3 separate regions of the Homo sapiens genome follow, and all the other regions are linked to region 2. The links are chromatin contacts, found by Hi-C or POLR2A ChIA-PET in ENCODE. All regions are on one chromosome and are shown on one strand. The core of a region is the stretch at or near the end of the contact, and the rest is flanking DNA. Distances in the headings are between cores, read along the strand shown. Region 1 overlaps LOC105378678 (a long non-coding RNA gene). Region 2 holds the start of FOXO6 (forkhead box O6). Region 3 holds the start of EDN2 (endothelin 2).

Evidence for each region. Hi-C counts contacts between places; a loop is a spot of excess contacts on that map. ChIA-PET counts read pairs that join two places held with the same protein, here RNA polymerase II (POLR2A). Pooled maps may share reads with other maps.
Region 1: a loop to region 2 is called in a pooled map, with 2.6 times the contacts of the local background. The contact joins the enhancer-like site here to the promoter of FOXO6 in region 2. A Hi-C loop is called at or near these places in 1 of 50 pooled maps.
Region 3: a map of chondrocyte shows a loop between it and region 2 (2.6-fold over the local background). The contact joins the promoter of EDN2 here to the promoter of FOXO6 in region 2. A Hi-C loop is called at or near these places in 3 of 168 maps with a recorded cell type or tissue (ascending aorta, chondrocyte and mammary epithelial cell) and 11 of 50 pooled maps. POLR2A ChIA-PET finds 5 or more read pairs at or near these places in 1 of 52 experiments (T-cell).

Annotation. Positions count from the first base shown.
Region 1 is chr1:41,453,283-41,456,869 of GRCh38, reverse strand. LOC105378678 (a long non-coding RNA gene) reads right to left here. Exons shown (of 6, transcript XR_007066029.1): 3 at 2,618-2,693; 4 at 1,554-1,599. Among named protein-coding and RNA genes, the nearest start is that of EDN2, 30 kb to the left of the region's middle. Within about 2 kb of position 2,219, at least 10 of the 41 ENCODE cell types and tissues checked have a DNase peak (open chromatin) inside an H3K27ac peak, as active enhancers do.
Region 2 is chr1:41,360,083-41,363,753 of GRCh38, reverse strand. It overlaps FOXO6 (forkhead box O6), which reads right to left and starts at 2,320. Exons shown (of 3, transcript NM_001291281.3): 1 at 1,410-2,320. The coding sequence starts at 1,823. RefSeq lists silencers at 1,605-1,824, 2,025-2,684 and enhancers at 2,483-2,777, 2,845-2,914.
Region 3 is chr1:41,482,755-41,486,432 of GRCh38, reverse strand. EDN2 (endothelin 2) reads left to right here and starts at 1,750. Exons shown (of 5, transcript NM_001956.5): 1 at 1,750-1,895; 2 at 2,230-2,386. The coding sequence starts at 1,832. RefSeq lists enhancers at 1-643, 3,492-3,678.

The DNA of each region.
Region 1 (3,587 bases), core at 970-3,469, 93 kb before region 2:
TTTCTGCCTCCCCACACTCAAATGTAAGCTTTTTGAAGGCAGGGCTTTGTCCGTGTTGTTCTTGTATCCCCAGCCACTGTCTGGCACACAGCAGGCACTGAATATGTATTTGTGCGCTCGGGATTTCTGGATGGAGGATGAGGGCTGAACGCAACTCTTGTCCCTTCCTCTCTCTCCCCAGGCACCCAGCCAAGCAGTCCCTAAGTCCTCTAGAAACCATCTCCTCCCCATCCCGGAGCTCAGAGCCCAGCCTCTCTAGGCCTTGCTTGGGACTTCTTAATCTCCAAGGCCCTATGCAAATGCCACCTCCTGCATGAAGCCTGTGTAGATTCCTCTGCTGTCACATCACGTATTCCTCAATCATAGCCCCTTTCACTCTGACTGCAGTTGTTCATTTATACGTGTGTACCACCCATCACCACCACTCCGGAAGAAAAGGTCTTTAGCGCTGAATCTCCAGGGCTTCTCTAGAGGTCAGAGTGGGGTGTAATATCAGAGCTCAGGAAAGTTTGTTGGATGAATAGAGGAGTAAGTGAAGAAATGAATGAATGAATGGACAAATATAAAAGTGAATGAATGGATGAGCTCCCCTATTAGTGAATGAGTCTGTGACGGAGCACGCAGATGCATGAATGAGCAAGAGAAGTTGCTGAGTGAATGAGTCAGTGACAGAGGGGAGGAGGAGAGAGGGCAAGATGAGGGAACCTGGGAAGGAGGGCCCTCAGCCTTCTCCAGCAGCACTGGCATTGGCCTGGCCCCGCCACTCCACAGCCCTGGGCCTGTGCTCCATGCCAGCCAGCCCCACAATGCCTCCTCCCAGAGACAGCTCTCACCGGTACTGCTCAACACATGCTCCCTGATGCTGGCCAGACCCTGTGCCTGGCAATGAATCAGACAGGGCCCTGCCCTGGGGCTCCTGGGACGGGGGGCAGACAGACAGCCTCATAAATAAACTGGATGCCATGCTGGGCAGACATGTGTTCCAGCAGAGTGGTGAGCTCAGGGTTGGCTCCGGTGCCCAGGGCAGGCAGAGCTGTTCTGATGTAGGAATCTGGGAGAACCTCAGGAAGAGGCAACTTCACAGCTAGGCCTGGAGGGAGGGGAGGGGTGGAGAGAGAGCTCTAGGGGTAGAAGGGACAGCATCAGCAAAGGCACAGTGGATGGAGGGTACAAAGAGAGCTCGGCAACTGCAGGGGACGGTGTGGTGGGAAAGGATGTTTAGGGAGATGGGGACAAGCAGTGAATGCTGGGCACAGGGGCCCTTTTGGCAGAGTCTGAGATGGGGACTGCAGCAGGATGTAGAGCAGAGTGGGGCACAAAGACAATGGGCTGGTGGCCATGTGTATTCCAGGGGGAAGATGGGAGGCTCCAAAGAAGTGTTATGGGGAACATTTCAAGGAGTTTCCAGGATGCTCAGGGTTGGGTCCTGTTACAGCTCTTGCATAATTAAAGACGTCGCCATCATCCTCCATGTCCAATGCTCATTGTGAGCAGCCTGAGGCATTTGGGGCCCCTAGACTAGGGAGATTATTTTGCAGTGAAGGAATACTTACCAGTTATTTTGCAATGATTCCGACCATGGAGAAGAATCTGGGGTTCCTAAAGCAAATCAGGGAATTTCAGAGTGTAACAGAAACCTTGAAACTGGGTCAGCTGATGCCAGGGATGCTACTAAACATCCTAGAATGCACAGGACAGCCCCAACAGAATCATCCAGTCCCAATGTCAATAGTGCCAAGGTTGAGCAATCCTGATTTGATAGATGAGCAGACCAAGGACCCTGGATCAAACGGGGTCCCCAATAATTATAATAGCTCTTCCATGTGCCAAGACCTATGCTGACAGCTGTACACCCGTGAGCTCCTGTAATCTACCCCTGCTTGATGGATGAGGAAACTGAGGATTAGAGCAGTCTGGGACTTGCCCAAGGTCACACAGCTAGAGGTGGTGGAGGCGTGGTTCCAACCCTGTTGGTCAGGCTCTTGGGCATGACATCCCACCGCCTCCCCTAGCACCTCTCAGCCGGAGAAGAGCAGGGATGTGGACCCAGGGCTCCATCCTCCAGGACAAATGCCCTCTCCACTGCTCTGTGCCCCTGGCCCACATGGGAATCTTGGGCTCCTTCACTGCAGAAGCAGAGCTTGGCAGCTGGGGACCTCGGTTTGTCAGGGACGCAGTGGGCGGGCAGGAAGCAGATCCCAGGGACATAGGGCCTTTGTCTGCCTGCAGTTGGGCAGGCAGGCCTGGGCTGTGCGGCCAAGCCCAGGGGCCAGCCGGGTGCAAACTCATTAGACAGCTGCTGAGGCTGCCAAGGAGATGGGAGCAATTACAGGGCTCAGCCCCAGCCAGGAAGTGGAAGCTACACTGTGGGAGTTGCTGAGCTCTCCCGCCCCCCACTTTGAGCCCAGTTTCCTGGGAGGCAGCTGCAAAGTTTTTCCTCAGGATGGTAACAGCAGCTCCATCCTCACTGAGCGAGCCTGTTATGTGCTGGGCCGGACACCTTATGCATCTCGCCCTTCGCCTCTAAACGCCCTTGGGAGGTTGGAAGTACTAACTCCAATGCATTCACATATTCATCCATTCACTCATTCAACAAATATCATTGAGTGCCTATTACCTGCCAGTCCTGTGCTAGATCCAGGGGATACATCGGGGAACAAAACAAATATCCCTGCTCTCCTGGAATGCATATTCTGGAAGGAAGAGACAGACAATAAAAAGAACAAATGAGAGAACTGTGGCCTGTGATCAGAGGTATGGAAGAAATGAAGGGTGGGAGGTGGGCCAAGGAAGGCCACTTTGAGGAGGTGACTTCATAGAGGAGGAACTGAACTCAGAGGAGGGAGGTGACTCAATCAAGGTCACACAGCTGTAAGTGAAGGATCCAGGCTTTGGTCCCAGGCCTGCCTGACTCCAGGCCTGACCCCGCTCTCTGTCTCCTGGAAGTCCCCCTCTCAGCTGGGGCCATTGCCACATGACACTTGGGTGTAACACTGGCACAGCGTCTCCAACTCCTACTCACACTAGCCTCAAGAGGTGGGTGAGCTTATCACCTCCATTTTAGAGGTGGGAGAACCGAGGCCCAGAGAGGAGCCAAAGCAAGCCTGAGGTCCCAGCGAAGGAATGAGAGAGAGTGGACTTGAAGTCTTTTGATCCCCAAACACGTGTTCCTTCTGCCATACCTTGACACTTCCTGGCTGGGCACTGCACCCACCCTAAATACTTAGTAGGCACACAAGAAATGCATTCGTGGATAGACCATGCGTCCTTGGGCAAGGCGTCCACTTCTCCATTAGAAAACGTGAAACTGATCCAGACCAGCTCTGAAATTCCCCAAGTTCATTCTATTCAATCAACGGACAGAGATGAAGGCAGGGCCCCATCATAGTCCAGTGGGTAAGAAGGTCATGCAGTTTAAAGTGGGTTGGTCAGGGAGAACATTCTAGCAGAAACAACAGATGCAAAAGCATGGAGGTGAGAGGTGAGAAAGAAAACAGTGGGGCTCACCCAGGCATTGTTTAGGACATGGAGAGCAATTTGGAACTTTCCCTCTGCTACCTGGATGAGGTCTTGGGCCACCATAGTCC
Region 2 (3,671 bases), core at 1,071-3,570:
AGGAGGCATCTGAACTCTGTACCCTTGAGGACAGTGAATACATCTACAGGGAGGAGTAAGCCAGGGCATGGGGAGTGCAGGACACACTTGGGGGAAATGTGTTCTGGTGGGGGTTGAGCCCAAGGGGATGGGAGAGGGGATGCGGAAAGAGACCCAGGTCTACTCCTCCAGCCTGTGTTCCTGCCCCACAGTGGCCGGTGAGGGACAGAAGCTGCCAGCACTAACCCTGAGAGCCATGGGCTCCCAGGTCAGGATACCCTGGCTCTACAATGCTGCCCCTGGGTATCTAGAGCTGTTCATGCCCACAAGTCTCCCCTCCTCCACTGGCACACCTCCTTCCTCTGACCCAGCTCACAGGCACCACAGGGCACAGCCCCCTCCCTTGACATAGGCATGCCTCCCTCACAGAGGCCACTCCTCCCATAGGGAGGCTGACAGTTCGCCTCCTAGGCACAGGAGGGGTCTCCAGCCTCCTCTCCCCCAAAGGCATAGACTATCCCCACTCTCCAACAAGATGGCCAGGGGAGGAGCTGGGTCGAGAGGCCACAATCCAAGCAAGCCCCTGTCCCCTCCTAAGGTGGCTCCCCCCTTTCCACTGGCTGGCACTGAGGCCTCCCTGGGGTACCCTGCCCCTCCCCCAGCCCCTAAATGGATCTGGGCTCCGACAGCTAGGGAAGTGGAAAAAAGCATCCTGGGTGGGTATGGACAGATCCCCAGCTCTCAACACCCTGTCCTCACACCAGCAGGGGCCATCACCAGTGACCCCCATCCTGATCTAGGTAAGGGGGGCAGCAGCCACCCCATGGAGAACTCAGATCTCAGGTCACCTGCCGAGTTCCCCACTCCAGGCTGGTTGGTGCCCTAGGGTGAACTCTGGCACCACAAGAAGAACTGTGGGCCCATGGTCACACTCCTCACCCTGGGGACAGCTCCAGGAAGCGCAATGATAGAGATTTGGGAGGGAAAGCCGGCATTGGCCCCAAGTCATTATTCCAGCGCTCTAAGAAGGGTGCCCTGGTGGAAAGGGTAAAACAAGAGTCACACAAAGCAGACTTGGGGGAGGAGGGGGAGGCTCCCCAATGTCCGCGGCCTGGGAATGGGTTCCTCTGCTATGCCCCCAAGGACAGGGTGGGGACGTGCCTCGGGGACGCCTCAAAGCGGCAGTCCCTTGTCACCCTACCAGACCTCCCACCCCGCATCCCTCCCCGCAAGGGAGCACGCACACAGCTGCTCCCAGTACGCCCCCGCCCGTCCGCTGGCCGGCCCCACGCCCTGGGCGCACACTCTGTGACCCCGGGGGGTGCCAAAAAGCCCTCCTTCTGACGGCCCTCCTGGAGCCCAACACACCTAGCAGCCCCTGGAAGCCCCAGTCGGCGTCCCCAGCCCCCTCCCCAGCCGGACGCCCCCACCTTCCAGCCGGCCGAGCTGTTGCTGTCGCCTTTATCCTTGAAGTAGGGCACGTAACGGACCATCCAGTCGTAGATCTGCGAGAGCGTGAGCCGCTTGTCCGGGGCGCTCTCGATGGCTTTGGTGATGAGGTCGGCGTAGGACAGGTTCCCCCACGCGTTCCGCCGAGAGCTCTTCGCTTTCCGCAGCGGTCCGACCTCCGCGCCCAGGGGCGGCGCTGGGGCCATCGCCGGGGCCGTAGCCCGGCGCTCCGGCCCGCAGTCCTCGGCGCCCTCGGCCACCCCTGCGCCCAGCGCTCCGTCCTCGTCGCCGGCCAAGTCAGGCTGCGGCAGGGGCCAGGTACACGAGCGCGGCCGGCTCTGCGGCGCGAAGTCCGGGTCCACGTCCACCTGATGCGCTCGCAGCTTCGCAGCCATGGTCCCGCCCGGCTCGGGCGAGGAGGGGAGGGAGGCTTCGCGGAGGGTGGGCGGGCGGCTCCGGGATCTGCACGCCCCGGGGAGGCCCGCGGGAGGGGTCCCTGGCGGCGCTGTCTCAGCCGCGGGGCGCCATGGGCCGAGGCGCGGAGGCAGGGGGCTGGACGCGCTGGGGAGCACGAAGGGAGGGAAAGACCTGGGCAGTGAGGGGGCGGCGGCCCGGGAGCCCAGCGGGCACACACCTCGCCCAGCCCCGCTTCTAGCACCTGCCGCCTGCCTGCGCCTGCAGCCACCACCGCCACCGCCGCTGCCGCCGCTCCCCGGGCGCCGGCCCTGCGCACGGGCCCTGCTCTCCCGGGACGAGGCCGGATTGCACCATGCCGGAGCCCGAGCCGGTGCCGGAGCCCGCGCCGCCGCCGCCCGGTGAATGCTGCCGCCGCCGCCGCTCCGGCTCCAGCGCCAGCTCCCGCGCCTGCCGCGCTCAGCGCCGGCTGCACCTCGGGATGGGCGGGGGACGGGGAGGGGGCGGGCCCGACGCGGGAGGGGGCGGGGCGTTTCGCCTGCGGCCGCGGAATCCTCAGCCAGCCCAGGTGCCCCGCCCGCGGGCTGGGAGACCGGGCGCTGAGCTCCCAGCTCGGGGCGACCCCGCCGCAGCCCCTGCAAGCAACAGCGCCGCCTACGGAGCAGGGGCGGAGCGGCTGGCGCGACCCCGCCCCCTGCTCGGCGCGGAGGCGGGGGGGCTAGGGGGCGGAGCCCTAACACTCCCATTGGTCCGCGGCTGGACTGTCCTGCCCATGGGCTCGACAGGATCCCTCCCAGAAGCGCGTCACCGGTTATTGTTACAACCCGGGGTTTCCCGGGGCAACGGGATGGGGCGGGGCTCAGGGCACTGGCCCCGCCTTCTACTCCGGAGAGGACTGCCCCGCCCTCTGTTTGTAGACTCCTGACGTTCCCAAGTCTCCGTTCCAGGACTCTGACAGGGAGGATGATCGAACTCTGCTCTTCTTTGTGCCCTGGACTGAGCTGGGGAAAAAGAATGGGTCAAGAATACCTGGGTTCTAGGCTAGGCTTTGCCACAATTCTCGCTCCTCCATCCGCAAACATGTTCTTCATGGTGCCTGTGGTCATAGTTTTAGAGCTCCAGTTCTCAAAGTTTGACGCAGAGCAGAATCATCCCCTAGAGCTTGTTAACATTGCTGGACCCCAACTCCAGAGTTTCTGATTCGGCAGGTCTGGGTTGGGGCCCCAGACTTTGCATTTCTAACCAGCTCCCAGGTGATGCACGAGAGACCACACCTTGCAAACCATTGTTTTAGAGTCTGTGGGAGGTTCTTACTGCGGTTGTTGGAACAAGCACTTGTCTAAAGTTCACAGTGTTTGGGGAGATGCTTCTCAATCAGTTCCTGGATATTTATTGAGCACCTCTGACGCACCAGGCACTGTCCAGGGCTCTACAGTGAGAGCAGCAACTGAAACAAATGAGGTCCCCTACTGCATAGACTAGTCAGGAGTCAGATGCTAATCAGATCATCACATGAGCTCAGAAGGGCGAGGCTAGCCGAGAGGTTGGGCAGTCCGTGGCCTCATCCTACAGGCTGCTGAGCTAGGTTTCCCAGTCACCACTGCACCTGCTGGCCTTCGCTCAGGGTATTTATCCCCTCTGCCTAGAACACCATTTCCCCGCCGCAAGGCCCTCATCAGAGATTCTCCCACTCTTCAAAGCTCCGTGCAAATGTCAACTTAGCCCTGACACCTTCTCTAGCCCCAACTCCCAACACTTTCTGTTCTCTGCTTGCCCAGACCACTTGTTGAGCTGCCAGCAACACCTTGTGCCCCTTTAGCACAATATTC
Region 3 (3,678 bases), core at 501-3,000, 120 kb before region 2:
GGGGAGTCCCTTGTGCTTTGCTTGATAGACCAAGCCACCTGCCCGCTGGGTGGCCTTGACCAGGCCCTGCTCCTCTCTGAGCCTCGTGGGCAGTCCTGAGCTGACTCCCCTGTGATAATAGCTGCCTCCTGGGGTTGTGGTGAGGAAGAGTCGATAGTGCTCCAAGCACGTAGTAGGTGCTCAGGAAACATTTGTTTGTTTTTTTCACAGGAGCCAGCTCAGTCTCCAGGAAGGAAGATCCTGCTCTCACCCTCCATCAGTTCTGCCAGTTTCTCCAGGATTTCACACATGCACGCTTGCTCTGGGCACACCCTAGGAAGATGCAAACTTGCCTGTTCCTGGTGGTCACCTACTGTCCCCTTCATAAATGTCCAAGGACAAAGGAGCTGCTGAATACAGGAACTGAGCATTGGGCATCCTGGGTTCTGTAAGTGGAAAGCCAGGTGTGCATCTCTTGACCCCCCTGCCCTCAGGAAGCACTCGCAAGGCCCCTACTGTGTGCAGGGTAGGTGTCAGGCCCTGCCTCCTCTGGGGCTCTGGACCTTGAGATTGCAGGGGAGATAAGTGCAATGGGATGAGTCAGGCAGGCACGAGAGGCACAGGCCCTGGGAATTCCAAGAAACGAGAGGGCCTTTCCTGTTGTGCCTGGAGACAGGGTCCCTGAGAAGACTCCAGCAGGAAGTGGACTCTCAGCCAGGGCAGGAACAGAGGGTGCCTGCCGGTTCCCTGAGCTGCTCAGCACAGCTGTGGTTCATCCCTGCTTTCCCCTCCCCGGCAAGGCTTCTGGGCCAGCAGAGGGGCAGGAGCAGAATGCCAGTCCCCAGAGAAGTCCCCTGGCTTACTTCTTTTGCAGACAGTAGCCCCCGGTGGAAGCCAAGACATCCTGTCATGGCCAGGACAGGAGACTGTTCAAGGGGCGCTTTGTGTGTGTGTCCTCAGGGACATCTTTCTGGAAAGGGGTCTGAAGCCACCTTCTTAGTCTCAAAGGAGCCTGTAAGCCAAGCAGGTGAAGTACCTTCTTGTTTTGGCCTTGTTTGCAAACAAGGAAACAGGCCCAGGAAGGATGCCCTTGGCCATGGCTGCATAGCTGAACAGCTTCTGGAAGGGACTAGAACTCCTGCCCCAGGCCCTGGGGTGACAGGGCAGGGGTTGAGGGGGGCATTTCCTGGGTGAGGTGGGGATGAAGCAGTTCCAGGCTGGTCAGAAGTCAGGCATGAGCTGTGTCCTTCACAGAGGGAGGCAGGCCCAGAGAGGGCTCTGACTCGCCCAAGGCCACACAGCCTTGCGTGGGCCTTTCACATCCCACACAACAGAGGGGCATCCTCAGCCTGGTTGGCAGAGGGCAGGCAGGATAGATGGCAGAGTCTTCTCCGAGGAGAGGGGTTTTGCTCATGGAACCTCCTCCTCCACACTCACAGCCCTGGGCGAGACCTGTGGAGCAGCCGCCAACAGAGTGAGGGAGGGGGCTCGGGGCAGCTGGGGGTGACTTGAGGAAGTCCAGCTGGACTGCGAGGGGCCCCTGGGGACTGCCAGGGAGCCTCAGGACTCCCAGAGGTGCTCCAGGCACAGAGGGAGGAATGGGCCTTCCATCTCCCTCCCCCCTTCACTGCAGAGGCTGGGTCGGGCCAGGCGCCCGGGGAGGAGGCGGTGTCCCTGGCTCCCAGCCCGCCGGTGCAGCGGGGCAGGGCTGGACCAGAAGGGGTGGGGCACCGTGCCTGGTATAAGAGGCAGCCAGGGCACCGAGGCAATGAGCTATCTGCTCAGCTTAATAGCAGGACGCTGGCAACAGGCACTCCCTGCTCCAGTCCAGCCTGCGCGCTCCACCGCCGCTATGGTCTCCGTGCCTACCACCTGGTGCTCCGTTGCGCTAGCCCTGCTCGTGGCCCTGCATGAAGGTGAGCTGCCCTGGCCTCACCTGCTGCCTACAGCTCCTGGGTCTGCCTATCTCTGTCTCCCTCTAGGGCTGCAGTGCCTCCCAAGCCAGCTGGGGGCAGACAGGGGCGGGAGCCTGGCGGCAGTGGTGGCAGGGGAAAGGTTCTGCAAATACAGAGGTGCCCAGGCTCCCCACGGGCTGCTGGGACTTCCCTGGGCTGGCCTGGAGCTCTTGAGCAGCAAGAGTGCCAACTCCCTCGATTATGCAAGAGGAGGGGCATGGTGGGTCCCCCACTCTGGGATGTGCCAGGCACCCCAACCCACCTCTCCACCTCTCTCTCCCTCCTGTGCATGCAGGGAAGGGCCAGGCTGCTGCCACCCTGGAGCAGCCAGCGTCCTCATCTCATGCCCAAGGCACCCACCTTCGGCTTCGCCGTTGCTCCTGCAGCTCCTGGCTCGACAAGGAGTGCGTCTACTTCTGCCACTTGGACATCATCTGGGTGAACACTCCTGAGTGAGCATCCATGGGGATTGGGGGCAGGGGGAGCTCTGGGGCAGGGTGTCAGGGTGGAAGCTACTGGCATGCTAGGGAACGTTGACACATTCCATCTCTCCCTGGGCCTCCAGATGGAGGCACTGGCTAATATCAATAGTTAATTGTTTCAATTCCTGAGTGGGGACCACCTGAGCCATAGAGAGGGCTGTCTTCTGAGAATTCTTAAGACAGCCTGGTAAGCAAGTGTTGGCCCCGTTTTCCAGATTCAAGTGCTGAGGCTCAGAGAGCTTAAGCGCCTCCCCCAAGATCACACAGGTAATTGTAAGGGTAGGCACCATCCTCGGTTGGGGAATGCCGGAGCTCACAGTCTCTGTCATGCTGCCTCTGCATGCTCTTCCAATAATAATACGATTAGTGACAGCACCCGTGCTTTGACTATGCCAGGCTCTTTGCCAAGCACTGCACGTGCATGATCATCTCAGGAGCCCCCCCATCCTCCCCATAAGGCAGGATAGTCCCTCAAACGACAGATGAGAACCTGCCCTGTGCTACTGGCTACACCCGGGTGGGAGCCCCGTGCTGTCTGTTCCGCCTGCACCCGCACTGCCTCCAGGCCACTGCATACCTTCAGTTGAAGTTTCTGTGTGTGTTTGTGATTTTTTCCCCTCCCCAAATTGCAAAAGGCAAGAGAAGCCCTGCACGTAAGCGTGTGTGAAGCTAATCCGCATCCAAACACTTGCTTAGGGCGGGAACCCTGCCAGTCCCTGCGTGCTGAGTCTACCTGGAGTCACTGCGACTCCAACCACACCATCTAAAATTAGCTCTGTCACTCGAAAGTGCTGGTCTAGCCAGCCACAGGGCCCCTGCCATTCCCCTGGCCCGCTTGATCAGACTCTGAATCTGAAATTAATCCCATCTGAACACACACACACACACACACCCCACTTTCAAGTCAAGCCTCTAAGGCACATGTGTTACCCCTCCAGGCAAGTGGGGACCAGATGGGGGCAGCTTAGCTATGAGCCTGTGTTTACTTCTGTGAGATGGAGTGGCCGCCCTTCCTCCAGAGCTAGCTGAGAGCCTTCTTTGAGAACAGGGGGACCAGCCTGTCTGAGAGGGGAGAGAGACTAGGAGGTTCCCAATTCCCAACTTCAGGTAGGATCACAGATTTCCTTGCCCCCATGCTGGGAGCTCTCAGTGAGCCAAGCCAGGCCCAGAGAAGGGGAGGGTCTTGCCAAGGGCTACCAGGACCCTTGTGGAGTAGCCTGTGACTTCAGTGGTGTGACTTCTTGAGGTCAAGGGCTGGTCAC